Regions from separate parts of the Homo sapiens genome. Here region 1 is linked to region 2. Evidence: read pairs that join two places in POLR2A ChIA-PET (ENCODE). Cell type or tissue: PC-3. All regions are shown on one strand. Each heading gives the region's core, and the rest is flanking DNA. Links, peaks and the distances in the headings are about the cores only.

Region 1 (7,487 bases), core at 919-5,918, 73 kb before region 2:
GACACTCTTCAATTTTGCACCACAGGCAACTCTCTCACTCACCTCCCCCTAGTCCTGGCTCTAAATTTCAACACAGCAACCTTGGGAAACCATCACAAATGTGGCCTGATTAGCCATCAAGGGGGAGCCTGCCCTCATCTTCCTCTCACTGGCTCCAACCCCAGAGCAGACTGAGAAACACAAACACGTGAGGGTGCTTCCTGCAGAGTAAGGTGCTTCCTGAAGTGGCAAACTCAGCCTTAGACAGCACAAACCCAGGCCTACCCTTCTCCCTGATACTCCACTCAGTCTCCAAAACCCAGCAGTCTCCTGGCCCCCGAGTGAGGATGCATCACTCAGTAGCAGGGGCTCAGGGCCCCACATTACCTGCAAAGGAGCTGGATACAAAGTAGTAGCCAGAGCTTGGAATGGGGGCTCTAGGGAGGGCCCAAATAGATGGGCACATCCCATTTCCATAATCCTTAGCAACATTCGTTTCTGCAAGGGTCTTTTGTTTTCTGAGTGGACAAAGATAAGGGCAGGCATCCTGAGTGCGCATTTCAGAAGAAGGCAAAATGGAGGATGTAGCAGTACTTCTTCGGCACCCGCTCTCTTTCTTGTACTCCTGGAGGATTCATTTATGGAATTAGATCCTCTCATTATGAAGGGAAGTTTTAAGACTGTGTCACTTTCCCTTGGATGAAACAGAAACTGTTTAAGTAAGTATATAGTCGTGCATCACTTAACGATGGGGATACATTCTGAGAAATGCATCGTTAGGCAATTTCATCATTGTGGGAACATCACAGAATGTACTCATACAAACCTAGATGGTACTGCCTACTACTCACCCGGGCTGTATGATACAGCCTTTTACTCCCAGTCTATAAACCTGTACAGGCTGTGACTGTACTGAACACTGCAGGCAACTGTAACACCACGGTAATTACGTGTGCATCGAAACATATCTAAATGTAGAAAAGGTACAGTAAAAATATGTTTCCAACTAAGGAAACCTAGAATAGCTCACTAAGGAGTTTTTTTTGCTTTTTTGTTTTTTTGTTTTTAATGAAGATTAGAAACAGTGCCTCAGCACTGAACCCAGAAAACTAGAAAAAAGAACAAAATGAAGCAAAAGTACTAATCATTAGGAAAATGATAGTGATAACTTGCATAGGGCTTGAGGCTGGCTCTCTTCTAAATAGAAGAGTCAGGGAGACATTTCTGGGGAGGTGATATTTTTAGCCAACATCTGCCACATGGAAATGAATGAAGCATGCAAAGATGCAGTGGCTTCCAGACCAGGGTTTACCAACTATTGGTTGTTATTTTAGGCCAGGTAACTCTTTGCTGGGGACTGTCCTGCACATTGTGGGACGTTTAGCAGTATCCCTGGCCTCTGCCCACTAAAGGCCAATACCATCCCCAGCTCACCCCAATTGCAACAACCAAAAATGTCTCCAGACATGGCCAAATATCCCCAGGGGAAGGGAGGGGAGCAGAGGGTGGGAGAATAACCCAAGCAGGGAAGCACCGTTCCCTAAAAACAGGCTGTATTCAAGGGCCCTGAGGTGGGAAATGGCTGAAACCTCTAGGGACCAAAAGAAAGGCTGTCAGGTGTGATGCTGGTGAGGAAGATGGTGGCAACGTGGAGAGGGGCGTTAGGTCTCCACATGCAGCCCCTTGTGGGAATTTGAGTTTCCTTCTAAGAGAAATGGGAGGCTGAGCCACTGAAGGTTTTAAAGTTGGGCAGGCCATGATCTGCTGAATGCTGGGGAATGGCCTGTAAGGGGTGTGAATGGAGGCAGAGGATCATTTAGGAGGTTCAAAGAACACCCAAGAATAGTGTTGAAGAGCTCAGCCCCTTACCAGCTGGTGAACTTCTCAGTGTCTCAGCTTCCTGGTTTGTGAAAGGGGGATGGTGATAGTACAGCTACCCTGAGGGTGGCTGTGAGGGTGAAAAGCAGCTGGTGTGGGCAATACACCCAGCACAGTGCTGACACACCACAAGCACTTTGGACGCCATGCTCTTATTATGACTGCACTAGTCCAGAAGGAGATGATGCAGGCTCTGAGTGGGACAGTGAAATCACTCCTGTGGAGGGCTACAGCTGAAGGGGCTGTGGAGTTAAAAGGGTTACTGATGGTGCAAGAGCATGGAGAGAAGTAGGCAAAAAAGAAAGCTAATAGGAGGTGAAGCACATGGGAACCACAATGGGCTAGACAAGCAGGTGCAGATGAAGACATCACAGACAACTTCAGGGGCTTGGCTTAAGCAATTGCATGCATGGGGGGTGCCATTTATGTGATGGGAAAGATTGGAGGTCAATTTAGGACATAGTAAATGATTTGATATACCCATGTGGATATATTAAGTCATGGCTAATTGATGAGTCAGAGCTCAGGGAAGAGTTCTGGACTGAAGATAGAGGTCTGCTCTTCATCTTTTACAAAGAAAACATTTAAATAATTTAATTTGAATTAAATATTTAGTAATAATAGTCAAAGGAGCTGGGCATGGTGGCTCACACTTGTAATTCCATCACTTTGGGAGGCTGAGGCTGGAGGATTGCTTGAGGCCAGGAGTTTGAAACCAGGCTGGGCCATACAGTGAGACCTCATCTCTTCAAAAAAGAAAAATTATTACTGGGTGTCGTGGCACACACCTGTAGTCCCAGCTACTTGGGAGGCTGAGGTAGGGGATCACTTAAGCCCAGGAGTTCAAGGCTGCAGCAAGCTATGATTGTGCCATGGCACACAAGTGTGGGTGACAGAGCCTATCTAATAATAATAATAATAATAATAATAATAATAATAATAATAATGGCACTCAAATTCTAAAGAATTTGTCCTACAGATAGATCAAACACATGAAATTACATTTGCATAAATCATTCATTAGAGCATTGTTTGTAATAGTATAGTTTGTAAATCACCTAAATAGCCACTGATACAGGACTGATCAAATATATAGTAATATGTCCATAAAATGGAATATTATACAACTGATAAAAATAAGTCAACTTCATATGTCCTCATACAGAATGACCCCCAAGAGACATTGTTCAGTGAAAAAAAAGCAAGAGGCAAAATAAAGTGTATAATAGACTACAATTTGTGTGCTCCCCACACCCACCAATAAAACAGATTTGCTGATATTGTTACATGCATGGAAGATTTCTGGAAGTTACACAACTGCTAACAACTGTAGCAATAGCTAGAGGACAGGAGTTGATGAAAGATTTACTTTTTATTCTATGTTCTTTCTTCCATTGTATTTGGAACCACATACATGTATTAGAATTTTTTTAAGTAAACAATTTCTTAAAAAAAAAACAAATAAAATGGCTGGGAGATGGTGAATTACTCTAGTAGCAGCAGGGAGGGAGAGACTGGAGACAGGATACCAGCTAGCAGGCTACTGCAATGGTCTAAGCAAGAGAGACAAAGACTAGGGCTAAGGCTGTGTCAGTGAGGATGGAGAGAAAGACCTGGCTCCAAGGAGCATTCTGCAGATAGAATCCAAACTTGGATGAATGACTGGATATAGGGGTGAAGATGAGAAAGGATGACTCACAGGATTTGGCTGACAAAGATTTCAGGCTTGGAGTCACTTGCCTCAGGTCTGCCCCTTCCTCCAATACCTTCTGGGAGGCTTAAAGGACAGAGATCTGCCTGGGTGAGCTGAAGACAGGGGTATCCAAGGCTGAGGTTGTACCTAGGTGAGCAGAGAGCTCCTACTGCTGCCAATTCCCACACGTGCACACATGCACGCGCGTGCACACACACACATGCACACCAGCACGTGGACTCTCAGGCTGCTCCCTATGCTCTCACCCACAGAAGTTGAAACTCACATGCTTTCCTACACAGTGCACTTTGGAAAAATGAACACCCACGACATTCTCCTTTCCTTCCTGCCAAGGAGCAGCAGAAATGCCTCTATCATAAAGAAAGTATTTCTGACTTTCTTCCTCTTCCCTATCTGGGAGTTGAATTTCCCCTCACTTTGGAGCAGCCCGACCCAGAGTAGCTGCAGCATGCTTCATTTGCATTCTGCTACTACTAATTGAAGCCAGCTGGCAAGGGACGTTTGGGGGAATTGTCGGCTTCTTTGGAAGGTGGTGGGGATGCTACAGCTCGTATATCAGGGAGCAGCGGCTTGCTTACAAAGCACTTTTGCTGGTGATGGGTCCTGGACAGTTGAGGTGGAAGTGGCCTCGGACAACCGTGGGATCTCTGCTTGTATATTTTTTCTTCAAAAGACATTAAAAAAAAAAAAAGCTAACTCCTCACATTCCACAAGGATGAGTCTTGCTTATTCCCTAGGCGTAGCTGTCCCTGCCAAAAAAAAAAAAAGCTAATTCATTTTCTCTTTGCTGGAGAGACTGAATCAGTCTCGGGGGGCTATCCTCACCTCTCACACAGCCCTGTCTGGCTCTCCCTTAGCTTGGTGCACACTGAGAACAGCTGAGCTCAGCCAAGCCGAAACCACAAGGTTGAAGCTGACAGTCCGAGCGCCCCACACCTCATGCCTGGAGTGTCCATGCCAGATGCTGCTGCCCAGTCGGCAGGCACAAGGAGGATCTCACCAGGAGGCAGGCCCCGGTTTCCACAGAAGACGCTGGCCGTCTCTCAGCCACCCTGCAACCCACCTCCCAGGCCAGCCCCTCGGGAGAAGGGACCCTGTGGGCCTCAAGCAGCCGCTGCTCATTTACAAAGCTCCTCTTTGCTTTGCAGCCTCCATCTTGTCTCCCCACTCACTCCTCAACCCATGACTATATTAACCATGTCTTTTATTTTCTCTATTATGACGTTTTACCATCTGAGGTGACTGTCCCTCCCACGGTTAGCCAATTCATAGAGATCGGAGATAACTCTCCCACCCAACCAGTCCAGAGAGCACGCTCCAAACACCTCTATTGACTCTCACACTCAGAGCCACCAGCCACCTGCCCTGATTGCCCAAGGCCAGGTTCCACACAACTAGGACAGCCCCTATGCCCAGAGCCCACTGCAATTATTCAACATAGCCAATCCTAAGCCTGCTCACCCTGCCTTGCCCATTTGTTCCCTTGAAAACCACAATGAAGGTGCCCGCCCACAACTGCCCCCTCCCCCTGTGCCTCCTGACCGACCCAGTGCTTCCCAGTGACCCCCACCATGTGGCGTGCCCCCTACTCGGGATCTACGAGTTTAACAAATCATCTTTTCAATGGAGGCCGCCTCCTGCCCTGCGGCCCTTGCTGTACCTAATAATAAAAACTGTATCTTGAAACAATGACTTCAGACCTCAGTTACCACTGTTCTGAAACTGTCCTCACCAGGTGACCTCCTGTTGCCAAATCTAATGGATAGGATACATTTTTGTCTGTACTTCACACCGCTGACCACACCCTCACTGAACTCGCCTGTTTCTGTGGCTTCGCCCTCTCCTCATTCTCCATCCTTCTGGCCACCTCCTCAGACTCCTCAGCTGCAACCACTCCCTTAAGTGTCAGCGCTCTTTGGGGTCCTGTCCTGGGTTCTGTTTTCTTCTAGGTCTACACATGCTCCCGGGGTGCTCATTACCACCTACTTGCCAACAACCAGCAGTTAACCTCTCCTCTCCTCCGACCTCGCTCCTCAGCTCTGGCCTGAACCTCTCCATGTGCACATCCCACAGGCTCTCAAGCTCAACGTGGCCAGCACTGAATACATGATCTTTTGCACTGAAGCTGCTTCCTCTCTCTGATCCTTCAGAGTAGCCAACCCCAAAATCTCAGAGTCCTTGTGATGCCTCCCAAAGACATCCAGGAAGGCACTGAACATCCCCTGACTTGGGTCTCTCCCATCTGCCCCACCTTCTCCACCTCCACTGCTCCTGCCCCATCTCAGACCCTCATCCCCCTCACTGATGCAGCTCCCAGGTGCACTTCACACCTCCACCCTTGTTTCTGGGGCTCCCTCTGTCAGGAATGCCTTTCTTCCCCTTTCCAGAAAACAACCACTGCTTTCTCCCAAACCCTTCTTTGAATTCCCTCCTTCTTGCCTCATGGGCAGCACCTATGATACTTGAATGCCCTTACTCCTTATATTTATCCAAAAATATTTATTGTGTGACTCTACTTTGTGCCAGGACCTGGAAGCCCCTGAGCTACAGCAGCAAATAAGACGGATATGGGTCTTGACCCCAAGGAAGTGTGCGTCACATCACCCTCTCTCCCAGAAGCCACCTTCCGCCTCCCCACCTCTGCGCTGAGTGCACCGCAGGGCAAAGAACCACAGGCAGGAGAGGATTCATGGGGCCCTCCAGTCACTCGCCATGCTGCCCCCACAGTAATCTTTCTTTTTTTTTTTTAAATTTTTTTTTTTTTGAGACAGAGTCTCACTCTGTCGCCCAGGCTGGAGTGCAGTGGTGCGATCTCAGCTAACTACAACCTCCGCCTCCCAGGTTCAAGTGATCCTTGTGTCTCAGCCTCCCGAGTAGCTGGGACTACAGGCGCCTGTCACCTCAACTGGCTAATGTTTGTATTTTTAGGAGAGATGGGGTTTTGCCACATTGGCCAGGCTGGTCTGGAACTCCTGACCTCAGGTGATCTGCCCATCTCAGCCTATTGAAGTGCTGGGATTACAGGCATGAGCCACTGCACCCAACCTCCCAGAGTAATCCTTCTAAAAAATACACCTATCCAGCCATTTCACACTCTTCCTGTAAGCCTGTCATGATGCCTCATTATCCAAGTCCAGACAGACAAGGACTTCCTCGACTGCCTCTTCCCCATTTCTCCATCATCCTCTCTCAGCCTTCACCGCCACGAGAAATAAAACTGCCTGTTTTTTCCTGCCTCTGCTTTGCTTTGCTGTATTTCTGTTCCTTTGCTCACGCTGCCTCCTCTGTCTTAGATCCTCTCCCCTCTCCTCGCCTGGTTTCTTAGTTAGCTATTGTTCTGTAACAAATCACCCCAACTAGTAACCAAAGGCAGCTTTTCTGTGGGTCAGCAGTTTGGTCAGGGAACAGCTCCATACGGGATTTGCTGGGCTCACTCCTGCATGTGTGGCCAGGTGACAAGTGGGCTGGACACTGGGTGATCCTGGAAAGGCTCACTCAGTGATGGGCAGCTCCCAGATTGGGGCGGGGGATGGTAGCCACAGCACTTCTGTTCAGGTCTCTCCACTGTGACCAGCTCGAGCTTCCTCACAGAGCCCCGGGGTCCTTGCCTAAGATGGCAAGCACTGAGGAAATCGCTTGCACCACGTTTGCTGAACTCCTGTTGGCCAAAACATGTCTTATGGCCAAGCCAGAGTCAGTGTGAAAGAGGCATGACTGGCTGAGGGCATTAATGTGGCACTCCACCACAGTTTGCTCTCTACTCCTAAAGATGCTCTGTCCTCCCACTTGTAAAATACACCCACCCTTCCCAAAGCACCCAATCACGACATCAGGCTCCAAGACCATGATCTCAAAATGTGCAGTAGGTCTGGCTGTGGCTGAGTCTCCTTGGGTACAACTCCTCAGGGGTGGCTCC
Region 2 (7,487 bases), core at 1,194-6,193:
GCCGTGAAGGTCCATCTTCTTAACCTGGGCACATTGACCTCCACAGACTGCATGAGTTTGGGTCTTCACGAAGGCCTGAGTACCCCCGGAACTCTAGACAAAAGTTTGTGCATATACGTATTTCGCCCTGAAGAGAGAAGAGCTTTCATCACGTTCTCAAAATGGTTTGCAGCCCCCTCAAGAGTTAGGAAGTGTAATGGTGCCTTGGGGGAAGCTCACCCGGTTGCCACTGGGTCTTGGGGAGACGTCCTCTGCGGGCCCCAAAGATCACTTATCCCGAGCTGAGCCTCAACCCCGAGGCCGGCCAGGGCCTCAGGGCTCCGGTCCTGCCTCCCCCGCGGGCCTGCCTGGCCGGGGGTCAGCGGGCTGGGGGCGCCGGGGAGCGCGGGGAAGGCCCGGCGGGGGAGGACCGACCTTGTCGCCTCGTTCGGGTCCGCGTGCCGGCGCCGGGGGCGGGGTAGAGGCGAGGTGGGGCGGGGCTTAGGGCCTGGCCCCGCCCCAGCGCTGACGTCGCGGGGCCCGAGGCGCCGGCGGGGCCGCCAGTCGGCCGGAGCGCGAGAGCCGGGACCCGGGCTGTTGGCGGCGCACGCCGGGGAGGTTGAGGCGGAGGAGCGCGCGTTCGGGCGCCGCGGACGCTGTCCTGTAGCGGTCTCGCCGGCCTCGGCGTCCGGACTGTGGCACCGCGCGGGGACTCCCCCCGCGCCCCCGCTGCCAACGTTAAGCGAGGGCCAAAGCCCGCCGCCCGCCCCCCAGCATGCGCACCTCGTACACCGTGACCCTGCCCGAGGACCCCCCCGCCGCCCCCTTTCCCGCCCTCGCCAAGGAGCTGCGGCCGCGCTCCCCTCTCTCCCCGTCCCTGCTGCTCTCCACCTTCGTGGGGCTCCTGCTCAACAAAGCCAAGGTACGCGGGCCCTTTTCCGGGACCCCCGCGCCGAGGGCCTGGGGTCCCGCCTTCTCCCTGGCCTCTGCCCGCCACGCGCCCCTAGGTGAGGGGACGGATTCTTCCCAGCCCCCACCCCTCCTTTCCCAGGGTCTCCTGGCAAGGAATGCCCCCTCCTCAGGTGATCGCACGCTTACTCGTGGTCCCCTCCCCGGGTGGAGGTCCGAGGAAGTCCCCCTTGCCCCCTCCCTCTCGGTGGCCCCGGCACCAGGTGGTGGCTCTTGGCCTCTCAATTCCTGGCACCTATCAGGACAGGTGCAGGAAAGCATAACCTTGACTGGGTCTCGATCGGTGTGCGAGGGCAGCACGCTGGACCGTGCCGGGGTACTCCTCCGAGGCCAAACCCCGGCGAGGAAGGCTGGGCAGAAAGGGGCCGCCTCCCCTTCACTGTCCACCAAGGGCTCTTTCCCAAGGGTTGGTGACGGGGGTCCTTTGACCCTGTGAAGGGCAGACGAGGTGCAGACAGGTGACAGAGGGCAACTTCCCCTTCTTTCCGTCCTCTCCATTTATGCAGCGGGCAGCGGGTCCCTCCGCGGAAGCAGCCCCCAGGGGAATGCCGGGGCCGAGGCTGGGCGCTGCCCGCCTGGGGAAGGGAGAAGGGGCCCGAGCTTTGACAGGTCTTATGTAACAGGCACCAGCTCCCGTGCTGGCAGTGCGTGCCCTGCCCCGTGCCAGGGCCACACCAGGCTTCCTAGCTGCAGCCAGGACTTGGGGCGACCCTCACCACACAGGTGAGGTAGGCGGGAAAGCCCTTGATTGGGGTCTCAAGTGTGAAGACACAAACCTCGGCCTCTCCTACCGAAGGGTGCCCAGATGCTACCTCTGCATTAACCCAGGCAGGGCTCTCCTGAGCCCCCGCTCCTCTCCTCTAGAAGGTGAAAGCTGTCTATTTGCTGATGGTGAAGGTGCCATCTGCTCCCTGCAACAGTGCTTGATACTGAGTCAAAACTAGGTTTGCTGATGGCTGAATGGAAGGAAGACTGGGTCCAAACTTTCTCAACTCTTTGCACATGTGTCCCAGCATAACACTTGGGGTCATTTCCTTCTCTGGCTTTCACCGAAAGAGGTTGGCTGTGCAGGGTCTCCCACCTTCTGCAGTTCTGGCCCCTTTCTCCCTGTCGACCCTGAGGTAGGATTGTTTGTCCTGTAAGAAAGGTCACTCTGGGGACATTTTGTTCCCCTCTGTAATGAAAAGTGCTGACTTTCCCTGGAGCTCCTGATTTCCTATTCTTGGCAGAAGAATATCTGGCTGGGCATGGAGCAGCCCTGCTCCCCCTCCTCTGTCGCCCCCACTCCTGTTATCCACCCGCCTTCTACACAGAGCACCTAGAAACTGGCATGTGGTTTTGAGCTGAGGAAATTTTAGACAAAGGCATCAACCCCCACCCTAAAACATAACAACCAAGGGTCCTAAGGATGCCTTAAAGGAGCTTCTCCCATCTCCCCACCCCCCAGGCCAATAGAGGGGTTAGATCCTCAAGAATAGTAATCGTGGGTGACGAAGTGTCCTTCTTGCCCCTCACTGCTGGGTCAGAATTAAGTGTCAACATCTTAAAACACCACAGGAGTGCTTCTGTAGACAGATGACTCCGTTTTCCCATTTCCCTACCCCCATTAGCACTGAGTGACTGTTGTCTCAGCTGAGGGCCTGCTTTGGTGAACATTGACACGGTCACCAGTGGTAGAATGCTTTCCCCTACAGCCTGTTTAGACAGATGTCATCTGAGGCACAGGGGCTAAGAACTAATAAAGCACTGCCAAAAATAGACGTAAGGGTGGGTATTCTGTTGTGGGCAAGCTTTAACATTTAGTTCCGAGTGCGCAACATGGAGACTTTTGCAGCGTTTCACCAATTCTGGAAAATGCTGAGAAGGTCTTTGTCCCAGGGAATTATCTCTGTTGCGGCCCTCTTGCTGACTGTCAGTAAGTCAGATTCAGATGTTGTGTGGGGCCATATACTGCCAGCCCTAGCCAAGTTCTCTAAGGATGCTTATATCCCACCTGCTGCCAATTGGCCTTTCTCTCTAGCTGCAGGTTTAAACTGGGTCTCTTTTCTGGGTATATTTTTCTTCCCTACCTGTTAGTGCTAGCCCTGACAGCTGGCCAAGAAGGGATCCTCTTACTTGTGGGATCGGTAAGGCAGTTCTTGAGAAAAGCCCTCCTTCAGCCTGCTCCTCCCCCACCCACACCCCTCCCCCCCAGCTGACAACCTCATGGGCTTTGAGCTGCTGACAGCCTCATAGGCTGTCAGCACACGGCATGAGTAATTTTAGCTGAGTTATTTCAGGCTCCTGTTCTGATCAGGGCTGAGCTGGCCCCACGCATGCCCCAGTGTTGCTCCAGAGTTGCCTGCTCCCAGTCCCCTCCCTGAGAGAGGGGGTGGCAGACTCATCTGCAAACTGTTTATTTAACCCTTTGAGCCTGAAGGTTTTCTGACTCCTTGGAGATATGCCCAGGATTAGCCAAGAGACCTTGACAAATAAGCTCAGAGTCCTCGATCCAGCACCTGTTCTCTCTCCAACCCCCTCACCCGCCTCCGCTATAGGGCCAACAGCAAGAGTGGCAATTTCAGCCAGGCCCTTGCCTCTGCGGGCCCAATCTGCCATCTCCAGGATTCCCAGACAGTGGCCAGTCAGGATGTTGAAACCTGAGCCAGGCAGGGAGGATTCTCCGAGTCTTTAATCAGCCCTTAGGAGCTGAGCTCAGCTGGAAGGAATTCCACCTGTCTCTGGCAATTCAGAATGGCAGGCTTACTTGAGTTTTTCCCAACTGAAGATCGAAACTCAAGGTGTTTTGTTGTTTAACTTTTCAAAACCTCCTCAAAGTGTCTCTTATGAGAGTTACTTTATATATTGGACTTCTAGGAGTACAAATATAGGTCATTTGAGATAGCACCTGGATTTGGGACTCAAAATTTCTTATAGTAAGGAGTCAATATGTACCAAATATATGAATTCCTAGTCTCCACTGTAGCAGAGAATAGAGAATAACATAAAGATGGGGGGCAGGGAGATACATAGTCAATACACACTCAATAAAGCCCTGAAGAATATTTTTGTTGGTTGTTGAAAATAACAGGCATTTAGGCAGGACGCGGTGGCTCACGCCTGTAATCCCAGCACTTTGGGAAGCTGAGGCAGGTGGATCACCTGAGGTCAGGAGTTCAAGACCAGCCTGGCCAACATGACGAAACCCTGTCTCTACTAAAAATACAAAAAATTAGCCGGGCATCGTGGCACACACCTGTAGTCCCAGCTACTCAGGAGGCTGAGGCAGGAAAATCGCTTGAACCCACGAGGTGGAGGTTGCAGTGAGCTAAGATCGTACCACTGCACTCCAGCCTGGGTGACAGCGTGAGATTCCGTCTCAAAAAAAAAAAAAAGAAAAGAAAAGAAAATCACAGGCATTCCTCAATCCTCTTTCCTACAAAGTACATAGATGGGTAAAGTTGAAGAAAGAATATTATGTGTGGCCTGCTGCCTGTGGCTCCAGCTGGTTAGAAATTGCACGAGAGAGCCCAGCACAGGCCTAGCATCTTTGCTTCCACCTTATTGCCATATGTTCTTTGCTTACAGAATTCTAAGAGTGCCCAGGGTCTGGCTGGTCTTCGAAACCTTGGGAACACGGTGAGTTTTTCCTGGCCTGCTTCTTCCCCAGGCCCACCCCCTACTATGCTGACTGGAGCCATATAACCAGAGTCCCCTTCTGGTTGTGGCTGACTCCCTACCCGTTCAGCCAGTTGGCACTTGCCCTTCCTGGCTGGTGTTTCACAGAATTGCTGGGCTGTGCTTTACCCACCCCCAGCAGGAAGCACTGCTAAAAGGAAGTTGCCCTTTTACCCATCAGCCTGCTCCTCTCCTGGATCATTCCCCTAAAGGATGCCCATCACTTCCCACACACTTCTGTCCATCACATCACGCCCTTTTGTGCACCTCTATAGTAAATAACCAATTAGGTCACCTATGCCTGGAGTGGGGGTTTGCCTCACTTCACCCCTTTCACTTATGAAAAGAGGAACTTGAGGCTATGAAAGGATAGCCTCCTATGAAAGGATTCTAGGTAGATGAACCAGAGAGCCTCTGGTAGTAAGTAACACAGGTGAAGGTGGGACTCTCGTCTCCCCACTGATTGCCTGGTCATCTCTTGCAGTGCTTCATGAACTCAATTCTGCAGTGCCTGAGCAACACTCGGGAGTTGAGAGATTACTGCCTCCAGAGGCTCTACATGCGGGACCTGCACCACGGCAGCAATGCACACACAGCCCTCGTGGAAGGTGAGAGGCCCTCTGTCATGTGCCCCTGCCTACCCCCGGATGCTCCTCCACTCCACTGGGGCTGTTCTAGGTGTTGTGTCTTAGACACTCCTATCCTGTCTGTCTTTCTCTGCTTGCTTTTTGTTGGGATTCTAGTTTCAGAGTTTCTTATAGAAAATATCTCAGCTGTCCTGTACACTCTCTCCTTCCAATAGAGTTTGCAAAACTAATTCAGACCATATGGACTTCATCCCCCAATGATGTGGTGAGCCCATCTGAGTTCAAGACCCAGATCCAGAGATACGCACCGCGCTTTGTTGGCTATAAGTAAGGGCCTTGCAGACATGTCCTCTCAGGTGGGTGGCAGTAGGAGCAGGTTCTTAGGACAAGAGGTGTTGCTCACCCTCCTTCCTTTGGGTTCAGTCAGCAGGATGCTCAGGAGTTCCTTCGCTTTCTTCTGGATGGGCTCCATAACGAGGTGAACCGAGTGACACTGAGACCTAAGTCCAACCCTGAGAACCTCGATCATCTTCCGTAAGTAAGAGGAGAATGCTGTGGGAAAGCAAAACTTTTGTGAACTCGAGATTTTTACCCACCACTTTGGGGTTAATGATTTGGGAATAATCTGATTTACTTTTGAAGATGAAGGATCAAAATTGACAGACCCTTAAACTTAAGTTTTGAGCTTTGACCCAATTGTTGTCTCTCTCTGGTTCCCAGTGATGACGAGAAAGGCCGACAGATGTGGAGAAAATATCTAGAACGGGAAGACAGTAGGATCGGGGGTAAGCGCATGAAAGGGAAGATGCCTGTTTTCACTGTTGCCTGCTCTTGCCTGAGTGGAGCATGAAAAGCCCTAAGAATCACTCTCCCGGGGAAGCCTGTTTCTGCCTAGTGTTCAACAAAGCAAAGCAGGAACAGCAAGAAAGAAGATGCTGTGCAGGCCGGGCATGGTGGCTCATGCCTGTAAACCCAACACTTTGGGAGGCCAAGGCGGGTAGATCACCTGAGGTCAGGAGTTCAAGACCAGCCTGGCCAACATGGCAAAACCCCATCTCTACTAAAAATGCAAAAATTAGCCAGGCATGGTGGTGGGCACCTGTAATCCCAGCTACTTGGGAGGCTGAGGCAGGAGAATCACTGAACCCAGGAGGCAGAGGTTGTTGTGAGCTGAGATTGCACCACTGCACTTCAGCCTGGGGGACAGAGCAAAACTCCATCTCAAAAAAAAAAATAAAAGCTGCTGTGCAGAAGACCATGCTCTACTTCCTGTATTTCAGCATCTCATGGCCTTCTCTTCCCCAGATCTCTTTGTTGGGCAGCTAAAGAGCTCGCTGACGTGTACAGATTGTGGTTACTGTTCTACGGTCTTCGACCCCTTCTGGGACCTCTCACTGCCCATTGCTAAGGTATGCACCCCAGTTGCCCGCCTTGTTGAACTCCCTCTCCTGTCCTTTCATGTTGACCTCTGACCTTTGCTTTTTTCCCCTTCCCAGCGAGGTTATCCTGAGGTGACATTAATGGACTGCATGAGGCTCTTCACCAAAGAGGATGTGCTTGATGGAGATGAAAAGCCAGTAAGTCACCCTTCGGTAATAGCAAGAACAAATTTCCGTGGGACCTACTGGGAAGAGGCTGATACCAGCAGATCCAGTTGAGGAGTGACTGGATTGGGGCCCACTGACTTCCCCACAAGTTCTTTCTGTTTGTCTTGTCTCTCAGACATGCTGTCGCTGCCGAGGCAGAAAACGGTGTATAAAGAAGTTCTCCATCCAGAGGTTCCCAAAGATCTTGGTGCTCCGTATCCTTAAGATCCATCAGGGCTGGGACATGACTTTCAAGGGTGACTGATGACAAGGGGCCCATAGGTGAGGGGAACAGTCGGAAGAAACGGACCTTGTAGGCTTTCCTTTTGTTGTCTGCCCTTCTGCATTGGTTTGACTATCCTTGACTCACGTCAATGCCAGATCTGAAGCGGTTCTCAGAATCCAGGATCCGAACCAGCAAGCTCACAACATTTGTGAACTTCCCCCTAAGAGACCTGGACTTAAGAGAATTTGCCTCAGAAAACACCAGTGAGTATCTTTGAGTAGGCAGGGCAGAATGAAGACGCAGGTGTGCAAGGCCGGAGGGAGGGCAGGAGGAAGGGGAGCTGCCAGCACCAGCTACTGAGAGACCCAGAAGGAGAGGTTGGAGGGGGGAAGTCGGGGCAGGGGGGCCTCGGGGGCTTGACGGCTGCCTCCTCCTCAGACCATGCTGTTTACAACCTGTACGCTGTGTCCAATCACTCCGGAA

The links. ChIA-PET counts read pairs that join two places held together with the same protein. Peaks named below come from ENCODE experiments on the same cell type or tissue, not always from the same donor. Only the 100,000 strongest peaks of a DNase experiment are listed, where the experiment ranks them.
Region 1: POLR2A ChIA-PET joins it to region 2 with 11 read pairs; 10 of 35 experiments call an interaction of 5 or more read pairs at or near these places.

The regions. Positions count from the first base shown.
Region 1 is chr11:119,429,611-119,437,097 of GRCh38, reverse strand. All of the region lies in intron 2 of USP2-AS1 (USP2 antisense RNA 1), which reads right to left. Among named protein-coding and RNA genes, the nearest start is that of THY1, 10 kb to the right of the region's middle. In PC-3, for the core only: no CTCF peak of the experiment used is centred there; a DNase peak (open chromatin) is centred at 3,557; H3K27ac peaks cover 688 bases.
Region 2 is chr11:119,357,263-119,364,749 of GRCh38, reverse strand. USP2 (ubiquitin specific peptidase 2) reads left to right here. Exons shown (of 13, transcript NM_004205.5): 3 at 4,516-4,566; 4 at 5,090-5,213; 5 at 5,408-5,519; 6 at 5,616-5,726; 7 at 5,913-5,977; 8 at 6,498-6,601; 9 at 6,689-6,769; 10 at 6,915-6,993; 11 at 7,160-7,267; 12 at 7,443-7,487. Among named protein-coding and RNA genes, the nearest start is that of MFRP, 14 kb to the right of the region's middle. RefSeq lists a silencer at 385-574 and enhancers at 5,053-5,102, 5,727-6,926. In PC-3, for the core only: no CTCF peak of the experiment used is centred there; DNase peaks (open chromatin) are centred at 3,329 and 3,419; H3K4me3 peaks cover 1,487 bases; H3K27ac peaks cover 1,587 bases.